Linked DNA regions of Homo sapiens: region 2 is linked to region 1. A link is an interaction called in ENCODE POLR2A ChIA-PET data of the cell type or tissue named here. Cell type or tissue: PC-9. All regions are shown on one strand. Each heading gives the region's core, and the rest is flanking DNA. Links, peaks and the distances in the headings are about the cores only.

Evidence for each region. ChIA-PET counts read pairs that join two places held together with the same protein. Peaks named below come from ENCODE experiments on the same cell type or tissue, not always from the same donor. Only the 100,000 strongest peaks of a DNase experiment are listed, where the experiment ranks them.
Region 2: POLR2A ChIA-PET joins it to region 1 with 27 read pairs; 8 of 35 experiments call an interaction of 5 or more read pairs at or near these places.

The regions. Positions count from the first base shown.
Region 1 is chr18:46,148,690-46,157,017 of GRCh38, reverse strand. No RefSeq gene overlaps it. Among named protein-coding and RNA genes, the nearest start is that of ARK2N, 21 kb to the left of the region's middle. RefSeq lists a silencer at 927-1,133. In PC-9, for the core only: CTCF peaks have their summits at 7,870 and 8,074 (motif pointing left); DNase peaks (open chromatin) are centred at 1,217, 4,027, 7,107, 8,057 and 1 weaker place; H3K4me3 peaks cover 1,189 bases; H3K27ac peaks cover 6,110 bases.
Region 2 is chr18:46,095,107-46,103,401 of GRCh38, reverse strand. ATP5F1A (ATP synthase F1 subunit alpha) reads left to right here and starts at 5,106. Exons shown (of 12, transcript NM_004046.6): 1 at 5,106-5,230; 2 at 8,271-8,295. The coding sequence starts at 5,171. RefSeq lists enhancers at 5,441-5,590, 4,507-5,706, 5,681-5,740. In PC-9, for the core only: no CTCF peak of the experiment used is centred there; a DNase peak (open chromatin) is centred at 5,121; H3K4me3 peaks cover 2,966 bases; H3K27ac peaks cover 1,683 bases.

The sequences.
Region 1 (8,328 bases), core at 179-8,178:
CCACTTGGCTCACTGGAAACCAAGGGAACCAAGGTCAAGGAGGGCAGCAAGCACAAGAGAGGGACTACAGAGGGGAGGGGATGCTTCCAGCCCTGAGAAGTCTTCTTTGGAATAGAAGTGACTGGTCTAGCCTGAGAGAGAGTACGGCCTGATGTTCTTCCTGGATACCCTGCGCTCCTTGGATGTAGGCCTGGTGCTGGTTGGTGGCATGATCTGCAGGTCTCGGAGGATCCTTCCTGTCCTGCTCAGCTCACCTGGGCTTTCTCTGTGTGGGGCTTCTTCTCCAGCCTCCAAGTATACAACTTGACCTTGAGCAGCCCTCTGTTCTCCATCCTCACTGAAGACACAGCAGAAGGACTTTATTTACATTTAGTCTGTGGCAGGAAGGACCCATCCACTGAAGGGGTTCCCCCTCTGTGTCAGGCTTTGCTCAGGCTGTTGTAAGAACCTGTCACCATCTAGTCTCAGGAATGGTAAAACACTCCCCAGGCCAGGTGTGGTGGCTCATGCCTGTAATCCTAGCACTTTGGGAGGCCAAGGCCAGCCAGTTTACTTGAGGTCAGGAGTCCAAGACCAGCCTAGCCAATATGGTGAAATGCTTTTTCTACTAAAAATAAAAAAAAACAAAATTAGCAGGAAATCGCTTGAACCCAGGAAGCAGAGTTGCAGTGAGCCAAGATCGCACAACTGCACTGCAGCCTGGGCAACAGAGCAAGACTCTGTCTCAGAACAAAACAAAACAAAACACACTCCCCAAACGGTCACATTCCAAGCAACAGGTAAGGGAACAATAGAGTAAATTCTGGACTGATTCAAGCCTTGACAAAATTTCTAGGGTGGAAGAGTGAGAAGGAGAGCAACATTTCATGAAAAAACAAGGTCAGAATTTATTTGCAGTGAATAATACTCTAGCCCTCCAACTCAAGTATGCAAGAAACATCACTTTCTTCATTTCCTAGAAATCAATTTGATTTCTACTTTAAGGCCCCCACCTGGCAGGAGAATTCATACCAGTCATTGCTGAGGTTTCATTTGCCTTCCCCACCCAGGAAACCCCAGACACAATAGTTCTAAGAAGACATAGATGTGGCCAGAGGAACTTCCAGGTACAGCACTCAACCTAGTCTGCTCTATTGGGTAAGACGGGCATGAGGTCGCCTCCCATTAGGACTAGTGATAGCATAATAGAATAGAGTCCTAGAAACTGAGACAAGGAAGCTGCAAACTCAGCCTGAGCTCCTTGAGAAGGATTGACTCACTGAGGGGGAGAACTCTGAGCCATGACTCTAAGAATGACAAGAATTTTGCCTCATAGAGAAGAGGAAAAGCATTCTGGAAAGATGTCACAGTGGAATGAAAGGACTAGGTCATTTTGGGAATGAGTGCCCAGAGGCTGATACTCATTTGGATGTGGAGAAGGCAAGGGTAAGGGAGGAATTTAGAAAAAAGAAAAAAATCTCCTTTGAGACAAGCCTGGCCAACATGGTGAAACCCTGTCTCCACTAAAAATACAAAAATTAGCCGGGTGTGGTGGCACACTCCTGTAATCCCAGCACTTTGGGAGGCCAAGGCAGGTGGATCACTTGAGGTCAGGAGTTCGAGACCAACCTGGCCAACATTGCAAAACCCCATCCGTACTAAAAATACTAAAAATTAGCTGGGCATGGTGGCGGGCACCTGTAATCCCAGATACTCGGGAGGCTGAAGTGGGAGAATCGCTTGAATCTGGGAGGTGGAGGCTGCAGTGAGCCCAGATCATATAGCTGCACTCCAGTGTGGATGACGGAGTGAGACCCTGTCTCGAAAAAAGAAAAAAAGAACAAAATCCCAAGGAAGACTTATAACGTGGACTGTGATTTTTTTTTTTTCTCTTGCTAGGGTTGGGGCCTGTGTAATAAATAACCCTTTCTCTTTCTCTCCTCAAGTTTGGAAGCAACTAAAAAATAAGATGCAGGAAACAGGCGAACACTTAAATGTCAACTTTATGGCAGATCAAAGCTGGATTGGGGGACACGGTGCAAATGAGCAGCCTCCATGAACTTCCTATCCCATTCCTGTCACAGCAAATGTAGACAGACTATTCAACCAGTCACAGGAGCGCTGCCCTGTCTGAGCAGCCCAGAATCTACTCTCAGGCAAGTCCTAAAGAGAATACCTGGTGAGGCTTCCCACCTCAACTTCTCCCTTGAAATCTTCACACCAGAAGGTGATCTGGTTTCATGCTCTACCTCCCACCATGGTCTTGAAATATAAAGGAGGGCAGCTGACATGAGATCCATGGGGATTAATATTTCCTGGTGACATTTCAGGTAAAATATTGGGTGGAGAAAATATTACCGGATGGGAACCATTCTTCTTGCCGGGAGAGTCAGGCCAGAGAGACTCCAGGAATGTGGCTCCAATAGAGACCCCTCCACAGGGAAGCAAGAAGTAGGGGATGGAGTTTCCATTTCACAACCCATATCCACCCTGTGGGCACTCGCATTGTTATTGCTTTCTGAAATAAAGAACTACCTCACATCTGCGTAGAAATCAAACTTTTCAGAGTACTTTCACATCCATAAAACAAGAACATAGATACAAAGTAGAAGAGTTTTCTAAAATCATCTAAGCCTATTTCTCCTTTTACAGATGATAAAATTCAGGCTAAGAGCATTAAGAGACCAGGCAAGGTGGATCACCTGAGGTCAGGAACTCGAGACCAGCCTGGCCAACATGGTGATGGATGCCGGTAGTCCCAGCTACTTGGGAGGCTGAGGCAGGAGAATTGCTTGAAACTGGGAGGCAGAGGTTGCAGTAAGCCGAGATCGTGCCACTGCACTCCAGCCTGGGCAACAAGAGCGAAACTCAGTCTCAAAAAGACAGAGACCAGCCAAGGGCTACACAATTAGTGGTCACCTGTCTCTCAGCATGACCAAAAGTCACAAGTTCCTTTGGCTTTAGATCCCCAACACAAAACCTTCCTCCATCTTTGAATTCTCTTCTCTGCAGCAGCTATCCTGAAAATCAACACAACTGTTGGAAAAGAGGGAATGGAAGGAAAAGAGCTCCTGGGAGTGGCTAACTGCTCTGGGTGGACTCACGACGCTTAGCCTATAAAATCTATTTGTCTATATTTGCATTGCCGGTATTCAGCAGAGGGGCTGATAGAGTGCTACGTAAGGTCTCCATTCTGACGAACCGAATGAATGCTTGCATGAATAGATGAATGGCTGAAGAGCCAGAAAACCGGAGATAGGAAACATTTTTTCGGAAATGGGTGAAGAAGGATTCTTTAAACAGCAGAGCAGTAAACTTGGCATTGCTCAGAGGCCTGTGTTGGGCTTGTGCTCCGGCTGGCGCCTCTCCCCATTCTCCAAGCATCTTTAAAGGTCATCTTGGGTTTTTTCCTCTCCTCTCCTTCATCCCTGTATCAAATTTGTTTCCAAGTTCTCTCATATCTCCTTCTTTTCCATCTCTGTTGCTACATCCTGGCCTAGGTGCTTATCACTTTGTGCTGGCCTGGACTCATATGTTGGGGCAGGGCTGAGCACAGAGGCCTGGGAGGCAGTTAGGAGGCTATCTCCCTGCATCAGGCTGCAGCTGACACCTGCTTTTGTCTCCCCTCTCCCTCCACTGCCTGTGGCCTCCTCCTTATCGGCTACCCTCATGTGCACCTTCAGCCTCCTCCCAGCCAGCTCTCAGCTCTCACCAGGCCAGGCACTTCCCACACTTTCAGGCTCGCTCCACCCCCTCACCCGTGCCCTCCCCTCCCCCAGCCCCTTCCTCAGGTTTCAATTAACTAGCTGCCCATAGATTGCAGCAAATTTATTCTCCCTGAAATAGAAGTGACCCATAACAAGGCTTAATGAGATCATCCCCCAAGGAATTTAATAAGGGACAATCCCTTTAGCCAGTCAGATGAGCGTGTCAGCTGTGTGTGAGGGAGTATTGGGGGAGGGAAGGCAGACAGTGGGTGCCCCACCTCTGGGGTGTGTTGGTGGTCCGGGCCCCTGGGGCAGGCGGCAGCGGGTGTGGGAAGCAGAGAGACCTGGCAGACCGGCTGGGTGGGACAGCACAGAAGCACAAGCTCACCTACTTCAGAAGTGTGCCAAGAGCTAGCAGGAAACCTGATGCCCTCCCTGACTCAGCTTCCCAGGAGCTCCCCAGGGCAGTCCTAGAGGTCACAAGCCCAAGAGTTTTAGGTATCATGGGAGGAAGATTGCAGAGTGGACCCTTTGCCCCCCAGTAAATTAACAGAGGTGGGGATGGATGCCCAGCATGGTTGCACGTCCCTTACAGAGCAGGGGAAAGAGGACATTTGTTTTTCCTGCTCTTGAAAGCTGATCGCCTCTGCAGCCAGGCGTGGTGCCAGTTGTGGTCAGCGTCTAGCCTGCTGGCAGATGGGTCATCAAGGACTCAGGGTGAGTCCTCAGCTGTCTGCATTTTGCAGCAGCCACCTCAACGACACACCTCCTTGGCACCCACAGCCCCCCACATGAGAGCACTAGCCTGCTCACCCATTAGAGAACGATTCTTCCTTCTCACAACGGTGCAGCACTCAGCATCTGCCCATACAGAGTCTCCAAAAGCTAGAGCCTGAGAGGCTCCTAGGTGTGACCCGGTTCAACCATTTCCCTAATTTACAGATGCACAACTGGGACCCAGGGAGGTTAAGAGACTTCCCTAATGTACTGGCTTTCTGTGTTGCCCACAAATCATCTAAAAATGATTGTCATATAGCAGATTAAAATAGCACATACTTAGCGTCATTTCTATGGGTCAGGAACCTGAGCTCAGCTTAGCTGCCTCCTCTGCTCCATGGTTTCCCCAGGCTGAAATCAAGGTGTCAGCTGGGGCTGGAGTCTCATCAGAGGCTCAAGCAGGGAAAGACCTGCTTCCAGGCTCCCTCAGGCTGTTGGCAGAATCCATCTTCTTGCAGCTGTAGGACCGAAGTACCCATTTTCTTGCTGGTGGTCAGCCGAATGTTCTCGCAACTAAATGCTGCCCCCTCTTCCTTGCCAAGTGGCTCTTTCCATAGGTCTTCTCATAGCAGGTCAGTTTCTTCAAAGCCAATAACTGAGAGAGAGTCTCTAACCTCAGGGAGGGGCCAGTCCTTAAAAGCCTTTTAAGGCTTTTAACTGATTGAGTCAGGCTCACCCAGATGATCTCCCTTTTGATGAAATGAAATCAACAGATTTGAGACCCTAATTACATCTTCAAAATTTCTTTACCTTTGCCATATTCTGTTTGTGAGAATCAAGTCACACAAAATTTGAATGTGTCCCACCCACATTCCAAGGGAGGGGATTATATCCCAGCTACTTGGGAGACTGAGGCAGGAGGATTGCTTGAACCTGGGAGGTGGAGGTTGCAGTGAGCTGAGATTGCACCACTGCACTCCAGCCTGGGCGACAGAGCAAGACTCTGTCTTGAAAAATAAATAAATAGGCCAGGTGTGGTGGCTCACGCTTGTAATTCCAGCACTTTGGGAGGCCGAGGTGGGTGGATCACGAGGTCAGGAGTTCGAGACCAGCCTGGTCAACACAGTGAAACCCTGTCTCTACTAAAAATACAAAAATTAGCTGGGCGTGGTGGTGCACACCTGTAATCCCAGCTACTCGGGAGGCTGAGGCAGGAGAATTGCTTGAACTCGGGAGGTGGAGGTGGCAGTGAGCTGAAATCACACCACTGCACTCCAGCCTGGGCGACATGGCTAGGCTCCACCTCAAAAATAAATAAATAAATAAATAACATGAAAAGTAGCAGATGGGAAATTTTAGGGCCATTCTAGGGTCTGTCTACCACATCTAATGTCACACAGCTAGGTAACAGCAGAAACAACATCTAGAACCTAGGTTTCTTATAGAAACAGGTCCCTGGGGCCAGTTACATTTCAGAATTCAGAATGTTCCAGATTTCAGATAGGTAATCAGGTGCTTATACCATAAACATAATACCCCCAAGCAGCGCCTGGAGGAACACCCAGGAGTCACACGCCTTAGAGTTCTGCAGTAGACCAAAATGGGGGTTCAGGTGAGGTTCTGCTGCCAAATGAATTCAGGTCAGATCAGGTTTTGTCAAATGAATTATGAAAAACCTTTGGGTTTTAGAGCTTTGGGGGCTTTGGAAATTCCAGTAAGGGATTGTGAGCCCATAATTGACACTCATTGAGTTCTGACCATATGCCAGATTTGGGCTAAGGATGTGCATTCTCACAGCCCTGTGGGAGAAGCAGGTTTTTGAGATTTTTTATTTTATTTTATTTTTGAGATGGAGTCTTGCTCTGTAACCCAGGCTGGAGTGCAATGGCACAATCTTGGCTCACTGCAACCTCTGCCTCAAGGGTTCAAGCGATTCTCTTGCCTCAGCCTCCTGAGTAGCTGGGACTACAGGCTTGCACCACGCTCAGCTAATTTTTGTATTTTTAGTAGAGACGGGGTTTCACCATATTAGTCAGGCTGGTCTTGAACTCTTGACCTCGTGATCTGCCTGCCTTGGCCTCCCAAAGTGCTGGGATTACAGGTGTGAGCCACCGAGCCCGGCCATTTTTGCGATTTTTAAACCATTTTCCTTCCTATATATCCTTCCCTTCACTTATTCTCATTCAAGTCAGAATAAGGCTCTGCATTCATTGATGTGGAGGTGGGAGGAGGCTGGGTAGAGCCTGAAAATCTCTCTTGCTTAATTTTGACAAAGCTGCTCAAGCCTCAGACTGGGGAGGAAATGTAGGCCTTTGATAAAACACTTCTGATAAGCAAAATAAATACATAAATAAGTAAAAAACACAAAACAAACACAAACACCAAAGACTGGAAATAGATCCCACACACCAGGCTAGGTAGAGGAAGGAGAAGGGCTGGGGGCTTCTGGCAGCATTCCCAAGCCGGCAACACTCCCTGAAGGCTGCATGCTGTGTCTAAACAACTGGCATCCTGGGTGCCTCTCAGTGTGCTTCCCTGGGAATGGAGGGAAGGGGCATCCTGGCTAGACACTGCTTGGCTCAGGATTGTCTTTCATTTGCTTTCTCATTATGTTGTGTAAGTGAGTCTTCTCTTTGCACCAGAGCAAGTCTATTTCTCTCTAGCCCAAGTACAGAACTTGTTGTTGAATAGATATTGCTCAATAAATGCTCATTTAGGGCCGGGTGCTGTGAGAGGTCAAGGAGGGTGGATCGCTTGAGCCCAGGAATTTGAGACCAGCCTGGGGAACATGACGAAACCCCATTTCTGCAAAAAATACAAAAAGTAGCCGGGCATGGTGGCAATAACCTATAATCCCAGCTACTCAGGAGGCTGAGGTGGGAGGATCTCTTGAGCCTGGGCTGCAGTGAGCCATGATCACACACTCTAGCCTGGATAAAAGAGTGAGACCTTGTCTCATAAAATAAAAAACAAAATAAAATAAAATAAGCTCATTGAGGGACTCTCTTCAGTGAGTACTGTGGGTCCCTGGCCCCTCCCTCTAGGACTTCCTGTGTAGTTTACATGCTCTGAAATATTTGCTTTGGTTAGGAGACCCTCTGTTTGTGTGTTTTTTGTTTTGTTTTTGTTTGTTTGTTTTTTTGAGATGGAGTCTCGCTCTGTTGCCCAGGCTGGAGTGCAGTGGCGCTATCTTGGCTCACTGCAAGCTCCGCGTCACAGGTTCAAGCAATTCTCCCTGCCTCAGCCTCCCGAATAGCTAGGATTACAGGCATCCACCACCACGCCTGGCTACTTTTTGTATATTTAGTAGAGACAGGGTTTCACCATGTTGGCCAGGCTGGTCTCGAACTCCTGACCTCAGGTGATCCACCCACCTTGGTCTCCCAAAGTGCTGGGATTCCGGGCGTGAGTGGCACCCAACCCTCTGATCTATTTCATCAAGGCTTCTGTCAGATTTCATGTATCATCCTCCCCTCAAGGGACCAGAGCCTCATGCTAAATGAGTGCAATCCCCAGGCCTAAAGTAGGAGAGTGGTTTGAGTGCTAGGCTTGTCCTTTTGGGAGCGAATCTTACCATGTGATTTGACTTTGGCCCCAGAATCCCAGGGATAGCCTTTGAAGGACTGGTTTTGTCCTTTTCCCCTTCACTTTGAAAGTATCTTAAAGATATGACTGCCCTCTGGTGGCTAAAATTATATATGTCAACGGCCCCCTGCCCTTCAAACATGATCCTAACAAGTGATTGAATGTCCTAGGAAGGAGTGAGCTGCAGGGTTAGGTTATGGGGTTTGTTTGGGATTGGGGTGAGAGAGTAGGCCATAACACTTCTCTCTGTGTTTACTGGCATAAATACCAGACTTCGGGTAGTTAACAGGATCTGGGTCATTTTGGGTGTAAAGTTCTTGAGGGCAGGGAACTACTTCAG
Region 2 (8,295 bases), core at 296-8,295, 54 kb after region 1:
CTCGAACTCCTGACTTCAGGTGATCCGCCCGCCTTGGCCTCCCAAAGTGCTGGGATTACAGGCACTGCGCCCGACCTTTTCTTTTCTTTTTGAGATGGAGTGTTTCTCTGTCGCTTAGGCTGGAGTGCAGAGTGACATGATCTTGGCTCACTGCGACCTCCAACCCCCGTCCCCAGGCTCAAGCAATTCTCCTGTCTCATCCTCTCTAGTAGCTGGGATTACAGGCTTGTGCTAGCATGCAGGGATAATTTTTTTATTTTTAGTAGAACGGGGGGTTTCACCACGTTGATCAGGCTGGTCTCAAACTCCTGACCTCAAGTGATCTGCCTGCCTCGGCCTCTCAAAGAGCTAGGATTACAGGTGTGAGCCAACACACCCAGCCTAAAATGATTTTCTTTTCAAAGGAAACTTACTAGCAAGCCAAGCTTATTTATTATTTATTTTATTTTATTTTTAGAGACAGGGTCTTGCTCTTTCGTCCAAGCTGGAGTATAGTGGTGATCACAGTTCACTGCAACCTTGAACTCCTGGGCTCAAGCAATCCTCCCGCTTCAGCCTCCTTAGTAGCTGGGACTATAGGCGTGCACCACCACACCCAGCTAACTTTTTGTATTTTTTGTAGAAAGAGGGTCTCACTATGTTGCCCAGGCTGTTTTTGAACTCCTGGCCCCAAGTGATGCTCCCACTTGGGCCTCTCAAAGTGCTGGGATTACAAGCATGAGGCACCACACCCAGCCTGTCTTGCTTATTCTTTTTGCTTCAAACATATCTCTGCTCTGGCTGGATGCGGTGCCTCACACCTATATTCTCAGCACTTTGGGAGGCCGAGGCAGGTGGATCACCTGAGGTCCGGAGTTCAAGACCAGCCTGACCAACATGGCAAAACCCCATCTCTACTAAAAATACAAAAATTAGCCAGGCATGGTGGCACGTGCCTGTAATCCCAGCCACTTGGGAGGCTGAGGCAAGAGAATCACTTGAACCCTGGAGGCAGAGTTTGCAGTGAGCTGAGATTGAGACACTGCACTCCAGCCTGGGCGACAGAGTGAGAATCCACCACAAAAAACAAAAAAAAACAAAAACTAAATATATCTCTGCTCTGTAACCAAATTTCAGATAAACTGGTGCAGCCCTTCAGTATGGGGCAAAAAAAGTTATCTTTATGTCTTTTGTCCACTTTTATCACTACAAATTTTACAAAATATCCCTGCAATTTTTTTTTTTTTTTGAGAGGGAGTCTTGTGCTGTTGCCTAGGCTGGAGTGCAGTTGAGCAATCTCGGCTTACTGCAAGCTCCGCCTCCCGGGTTCACGCCATTCTCCTGCCTCAGCCTCCCGAGTAGCTGGGACTACAGGTGCCCGCCACCACACCCGGCTAATTTTTTGTACTTTTAGTAGAGACAGGGTTTCACCATGTTAGCCAGGATGGTCTCGATCTCCTGACCTCGTGATCCGCCCACCTCAGCCTCCCAACGTGCTGGGATTACAGGCATGAGCCACCATGCCCGGCCTTTTTTTTTTTTTCAGACAGAATCTCACTGTGTTGCCCAAGCTGGAGTGCAGTGGTCACTGCAACCTCCATCTCCCAGGTTTAAGTGATTCTCGTGCCTCAGCCTCCTAAATAGCTGGGATTACAGGCATGTGCCACCATGCCCAGCTAAAGATGGGGCAGGGGGTGCAGGGATCTCGATATGTTGGCCAGACTCATCTTGAACTCCTGACTTCAAGTGATCAACCTGCTTCAGCCTCCCAAAGTGCTGGGATTACAGGTGTGAGCCACCATGCCGGCTAATTTTGTTGTTATTGTTGTTGTTGTTTTGAGATAGTCTCACTCCTGTCGCGCATACTGAAGTGCAGAGGCGCAATCTTGGCTCACTGCAACCTCCACCTGGCTCACTGCAACCTTCACCTCCTGGATTCAAGCGATTCTCCTTCCTCAGCCTCCTGAGTAGCTGGGGTTACAGGTGTGCACCACCACCCCCAGCTAATTTTTGATTTTTTAGTAGAGACGGGGTTTTGCCATGTTGGCCAGGCTGGTCTTGAACTCCTGACCTCAGGCGATCTGCCTGCCTTGGCCTCCCAATGTGCTAGGATTACATGCGTGAGCCACCATGCCCGGCCTTGTTGTTTTTAGAAACGATATTTTTTCCTGTTAGCTTGTGAAAGTTGATTGGGTCATTCTTGTCATCCCCAACTAAAACAGTGTCAAGAGGTAAAGGGAAAAAAAAGCACTCAGGGCACATAACATTGCTCCAAAAATGTAATTATCTGTAAGCCTGGCTGCTGAAACTGCCCGCTATAACCTAAACCAGTTTTTTTGTTTGTTTGTTTTGAGATGGAGTCTCACTCTGTCGCCCAGGCTGGAATGCAATGGCATGATTTTGGCTCACTGCAACCTCTGCCTCCAGGTTCATGTGATTCTCCTGCCTCAGCCTCCCAAGTAGCTGGGATTACAGGCACCCGCCAACATACCCAGCCAATTTTTGTATTTTTAGCAGAGACGGGGTTTCATCATGTTGGTCAGGCTGGTCTTGAACTCCTGACCTCAGGTGATCCACCCGCCTCGGCCTCCCAAAGCGCTGGGATTACAGGCGTGAGCCACCGTGCCCGGCTGACCTAAACCAGTTTTATCTAATTAGCTGCTAAAAACAACCTGCAGTGACTCTAAGGATCGTTTTACCTAGTTGCCATTACTTGCCAATCAAAACTTGCCAGCTCCCCAAAACCTTACTAGTGACAATGAACTTTCTTAAAGAACAATATACAACAGTTCTCTTTTTTTGTTGTTTGTTTTGATATAGGGTCTTGCTTTGTTGCCCAGGCTGGAGTGTTCCGGTGTGATCACAGCTCACTGCACTCCCAAACTCCTGGGCTCAAGTGAACCTCTCATCTTGGCTTCCCAACGTGTTGGGATTACAGGCATGAGCCACTGTTCCTGGCTATATTTCTCTTTTACAAAAATAAAACCTCTAACCATCTGTTTGTTCTTCTGACGTACCAAAGACCACCCTGTTTGTGTGTATGCCCTGAATGGCAATTATTGCTTCCCAAATGTTTTAAATTTATAGATTTGTCTCTGTATTTTATTTTACTTGGACAGCCTTTTTCTTTTTCTTTTCTTTTTTTCTTTCTTTTTTTTTTTTTTTTTTTTTAGATGGAGTTTCACTTTTATTGCCCAGGCTGGAGGACAGTGGTGCAATCTGGGGCTCACTGCAACTTCTGCCTCCCGGGTTAAAGCAATTCTCCTGCCTCAGCCTCCCCAGTAGCTGGGATTACAGGTGCCCGCCCCCATGCCGGGCTAATTTTTGTATTTTTAGTAGAGATGGGGTTTTGCCATGTTGGCCAAGCTGGTCTCGAACTCCTGACCTCAGGTGATCCACCCGCCTCAGCCTCCCAAAGTGCTGGGATTACAGGCGTGAGCCACTGCGCCTGGCTTGGACAGCCTTTTTGTACCCCTGATTCCCAGGAGAACTGCTGCTCTATTTTCCCATGGCTTACCTTGAAAAGAGTAGGATACTAGAGAAAAGGATGGCTAATCACGTGTTTACAAGCCATGTTTCAGGAGATGACCCTTGTAGCCCGGATATTTATTTGCCTCACCAAAATTCAGGTTCTAGGTGTAAGCCAGGATTTGGGGGATGGAACTGAAAATGCTTCTCCAAACGGTGAAAAGCGGGCCCAGCGCAGAGGCTGAGGAGGAAGGATCACTTGAAGCCAGGAGTTCGAGACCAGCCTGGGCAACATAGAGAGACCTCCCCCCACGCCCTGCCCACCACCGCCGTCTTTACAAAAAAATTAGCCAGGCATGGTGGTGGGACCACAGGGGCACAGGCTGAGGTCAGAGGATTGCTCCAGCCCAGGAGTTCCAGGCTGCAATGAATGGTGATAAACCCACTGCACTCTTTCCTGGGCAACAGAGTGAGACCCTGTCTTAAATAAAATAAAATAAATAAATAAAAAAAAAAGAAAAGTGAAGGCAACGTTAATAAGTGTCCACTATGACATAATAATAACCAGCATCACACACACACACAAATCTTGCATATATCACAAAAATCTCAGTATGGTAATTCTGTGGAGAAAAAAAAAAAGCCCATCCAGGTAAGCATAGAAAGTGTTTTTTCATCATCTCCCTTTGACTCCAAATGAAGAAGCAGAGTTCCCAATAGCATGAACTAGATGTTGGCAGAGGAAAAAGCGAGTCCTCGTCCTATCCTGGTGTAAACTTCTGATTCTGGACAATTCTCAGTAGGATTGGCAATGACTCTTCTAGGCCTCCTTGTGATTGTTGATATATTTTTTTTAATTTAAAGTTCCGGAATACATGTCCAGGACGTGCAGGTTTGTTACACAGGTAAATGTGTGCCATGGTGGTTTGCTGTAACTATCATCCCATCACCTAGGTATTAAGCTCCGCATGTATTAGCTATTTATCTTGATGCTCCCCTCCCCCGGTTATCAGGATTTTTAAACAGTTTGCTCTAATTCACTGACAGGATTCTTTTAGAATGAATCTAAAAAAGCTGGGAATCTTTAACCTGAGCGCAGATCGGATCACGTGGAACGGTGCTGGTGTTTGTTAAAAATTCAGATTGCCCCGAATTTTCGACTCAGAGGGTCTGAAGTGGGGCTAAGATCTGCAGATTAACGGGCTCCGTGGGAGGCTCCCTGCTGGTGGCCAGTCCCGGGGTTTAGCTGTTCACTGTTGCTACTCGTGCTAAACCACGGTCTAACACTACCGACACTATTAATCGCCCTGGTCCTCAAGACAGCCGCGACCCCAGACGGGTGAGGCCCTCATCCTCTAGCACCAGATGGGGCCTGGGAACTGCTGCTTAGCAGATTCAGCTACCCACGTGGTCACCCGGGGCAACCACAAGGTCGACTCAAAAGACCAAAATAAATGTATAACGAATGCCAGGACCAAAGCCGGAATATATCTAATCATTCATTTTGAGGTTTAAACTTAAAAATGTTACATAAAAAAATAAGTAACCTGCCAAAAAATGCAGAGTGGCGGCGGGGGCGGGGGGAGAGGTGGTGAACGCGAGGGGCAGTACTTCCGGGTCAGGTGGGCCGGCTGTCTTGACCTTCTTTGCGGCTCGGCCATTTTGTCCCAGTCAGTCCGGAGGCTGCGGCTGCAGAAGTACCGCCTGCGGAGTAACTGCAAAGATGCTGTCCGTGCGCGTTGCTGCGGCCGTGGTCCGCGCCCTTCCTCGGCGGGCCGGACTGGTGAGCACCGAAGGCCGGCATGATGCAGGCGGCCGGGTGGGGCTGCAGGGTGGTGGTGCGCCGGCTCGGGCGCTCTCTGCAGGAGGGCGAGGGGCTGTGGCGAATGCCGCCATCTTGCACCCGTGGCTTCTCCGGCTGGACAGAGCAGGCGACACAGGTGCCCTTTTGCTCGTCACCTGCGCAGAGGCAGAATGGTACAGGGCAGACAGTTAACTCGATGGTGTCCAGAGACAGGGCCTCAAGATTCCTGTCTTCGGCTGACAGCGGCCCTAGAAGGGGGATCTTGGGTGAAGGTCAGGGCTTGGGCGCTAGCTCTCCGAGGCCTGTTCTGAATCGGTGAGGTTCCTCTCTTTCGATTCTTAGGGTCGCGTCCCGCTGAAGGTCAGAAAACTGCTGTCAGCTCTTGTTGAAGCTAGTCAGTGGAGTCTGACATTGTGTGAAGGTCAGCAGGCCCAGCATTTCACCTCTGCCTGGAGCTCAGTTTAGAGGAAAGGAATAAATGAAGGTGGTTTTTGGAATACTTACGTAGGCTTTCTCTTAGTGCTGAATACGAAACGACCGTGAAAACGTCCTGCAGGTGCAAAGAACCATTTCATGTGGCCAGCACTGTGACAACAGTGAAGCTGGTTTCTAAATTGTCTCTCCGGCAGAGTGTGTGCTTTGTGGCACTTGGACGTGTTTAAAGAATTTGTCCTTGAGTTTTCCACCTGGTTTTGAGTAATTTTTAGTGATGGAGAATTCAAGTAAAAGAGAACAAGGTTGGAAAATGGCTGTAAGGATTAATACCCTTCGTTATTTGTTTCCCTTGAAATTAACATGATTTCAGTGTAAACGCATTGACACTGACACTTTTTTTTTGTTCTAAAAGTAATCTCAATTTGAAAGGTGAAATAAACATGTTGGCTGTTTTGCTGCCTTAACAACCGCTGGTAGCATCTTGGGTTTCTGTTAACAAAAAAGCATTTTTAACGGTTTTCATCTAGCTCCTATGGAAGGTAGAGGCTTCAGAATTGACAGTGACCAGTCGCAGTATTACAACTTGAAGGAGAAACTGAAGGAAGTTCCAGGTGGCTGCAGGATTTGTTGAGAGAGTAAAATAAGTCCACATGCCACAACTCTTGGTTTCTAATCTAACTCTAGCATTTATTCAGTTTTTGTTTGCTTGTTTTTTTTTTTTTTTTTTTTTTTTGAGATGGTGTCTCGCTCAGTCGCCCAGGCTGGATTGCAATGGCGTGATCTCCGCCCACTGCAACCACCGCCTCCCAGGATCAAGTGATTCTCCCACCTCAGCCTCCCGAGTAGCTGGGATTACAGGCACCCGCCGTCATGCCCTGCTACTTTTTGTAGTTTTTCGTAGAGACGGGGTTTCACCATGTTGGCTAGGCTGGTCTTGAACTCCTGACGTCAGGTGATCCGCTCGCCTCGGCCTTCTGAAGTGCTGGGATTACAAGCATGAGCCGTCGTGCCCGGCCGCTTGTTGTCGTTGTTGTTGTTGTTGTTTTTAAGTAAAATTGGAACTACTTTGAGTTTTGCCCCTTGTAGGAAGCTGTTTATCTTAGAATTCCTGCAACTCCATTAAAATACATCTAAAGTCAAAATAATAAAAATTGGGTACCTTTAAAGGGAAAGACACTTACATTTTGTTAACAGTTGCTTTTTTTTTTTTTTTTTGAGACGGAGTTTTGCTTTTGTCGCCCAGGCTGGAGTGCAGTGGCGCGATCTTGGCTCACCACAACCTCTGCCTCCCAGGTTCAAGCGATTCTCCTGCCTCAGCTTCCCGAGTAGCTGGGATTACAGGCATGTGCCACCACGCCCAGCTAATTTTGTATTTCTAGTAGAGACGGGGTTTCTCCATGTTGGTCAGGCTGGTCTCCAACTCCCGACCTTAGGTAATCCGCCCGCCTTGGCCTCCCAAAGTGCTGGGATTACAGGCATGAGCCACCGTGCCCTGCCAATAGTTGCTTTTTAAAATACTGACTGCCAGGCCGGGTGCAGTGGCTGACGTCTGTAATTCCAGCACTTTGGGAGGCCAAGGTGGGTGCATCACCTGAAGTCAGGAGTTCGAGATCAACCTGGCCAACATGGCGAAACCCTGTCTCTACTAAAAATAAAAAAATTAGCCGGGCATGGTGGTGGTCGCCTGTAGTCCCAGCTACTCAGGAGGCCGAGGCATGAGAATCGCTTGAACCTGGGAGGTGAAGGTTGCAATGAGCCAAGATCGTGCCCCTGCACTCCAGCTTGGGTGACAGAATGAGACTCCGTCTCAGAAGGAAAAAAAAAATGTGTGTGTATATATATATTTACTGCCCAGTAAATATATATTTATTTACTGCCCAGTCTGGGCAATATGATGAAATCCTGTCTCTATAAAAAAAATAAGTACAAAAATTAGCCTGGCCAGGTGGCGCACTCCTGTGATCCCACCTACTGGGGAGGCTGAGGTGGGAGGATCACCTGAGCCCAGGAAGTCGAGGCTGTAGTGAGCCGTGATTGAGCCACTGCACTCCGACCTGGGTGACAAGAGTGAGACCCTGTCCCAAAAAAGAAAAAAAAATAAGCCGGGTGCGGTGCTCACGCCTATAGTTCTAGCACTTTGGGAGGCCAAGGCGGGTGGATCACTTGAGGTCAGGAGTTCGAGACCAGCCTGGCCAGCATGGTGAAACCCCGTCTCTACTAAAAATATAAAAAATTAACCTGGTGGAGGTGGCGCACCCCTGTAGTCCCAGCTACTCGGGAGGCTGAGAATCGCTTGAGACTAGGAGGTGGAGGATGCAGTGAGCCGTCTCAAAAAAACAATAATAATAAAGTACAGACTGCATTTTAAAAATATGCGAGTGTTTACTGTGTACTAGGAGCTGTATAAAAGGTTTTCACATATATCAAAAGCTACTTTCCCATTTGACATTTTAAACAAAATGCTTTATATGTAATTAGCATTTTCACCAGTACTTTGATCACACTAAGCTGGCATTTGTTTAAGCTTGTAAGTTTTATAAAGGCTTTGTTAAAAATCAAATTTTTAAGAATACTTTTGCACTAGGTCTCCAGAAATGCTTTGGGTTCAT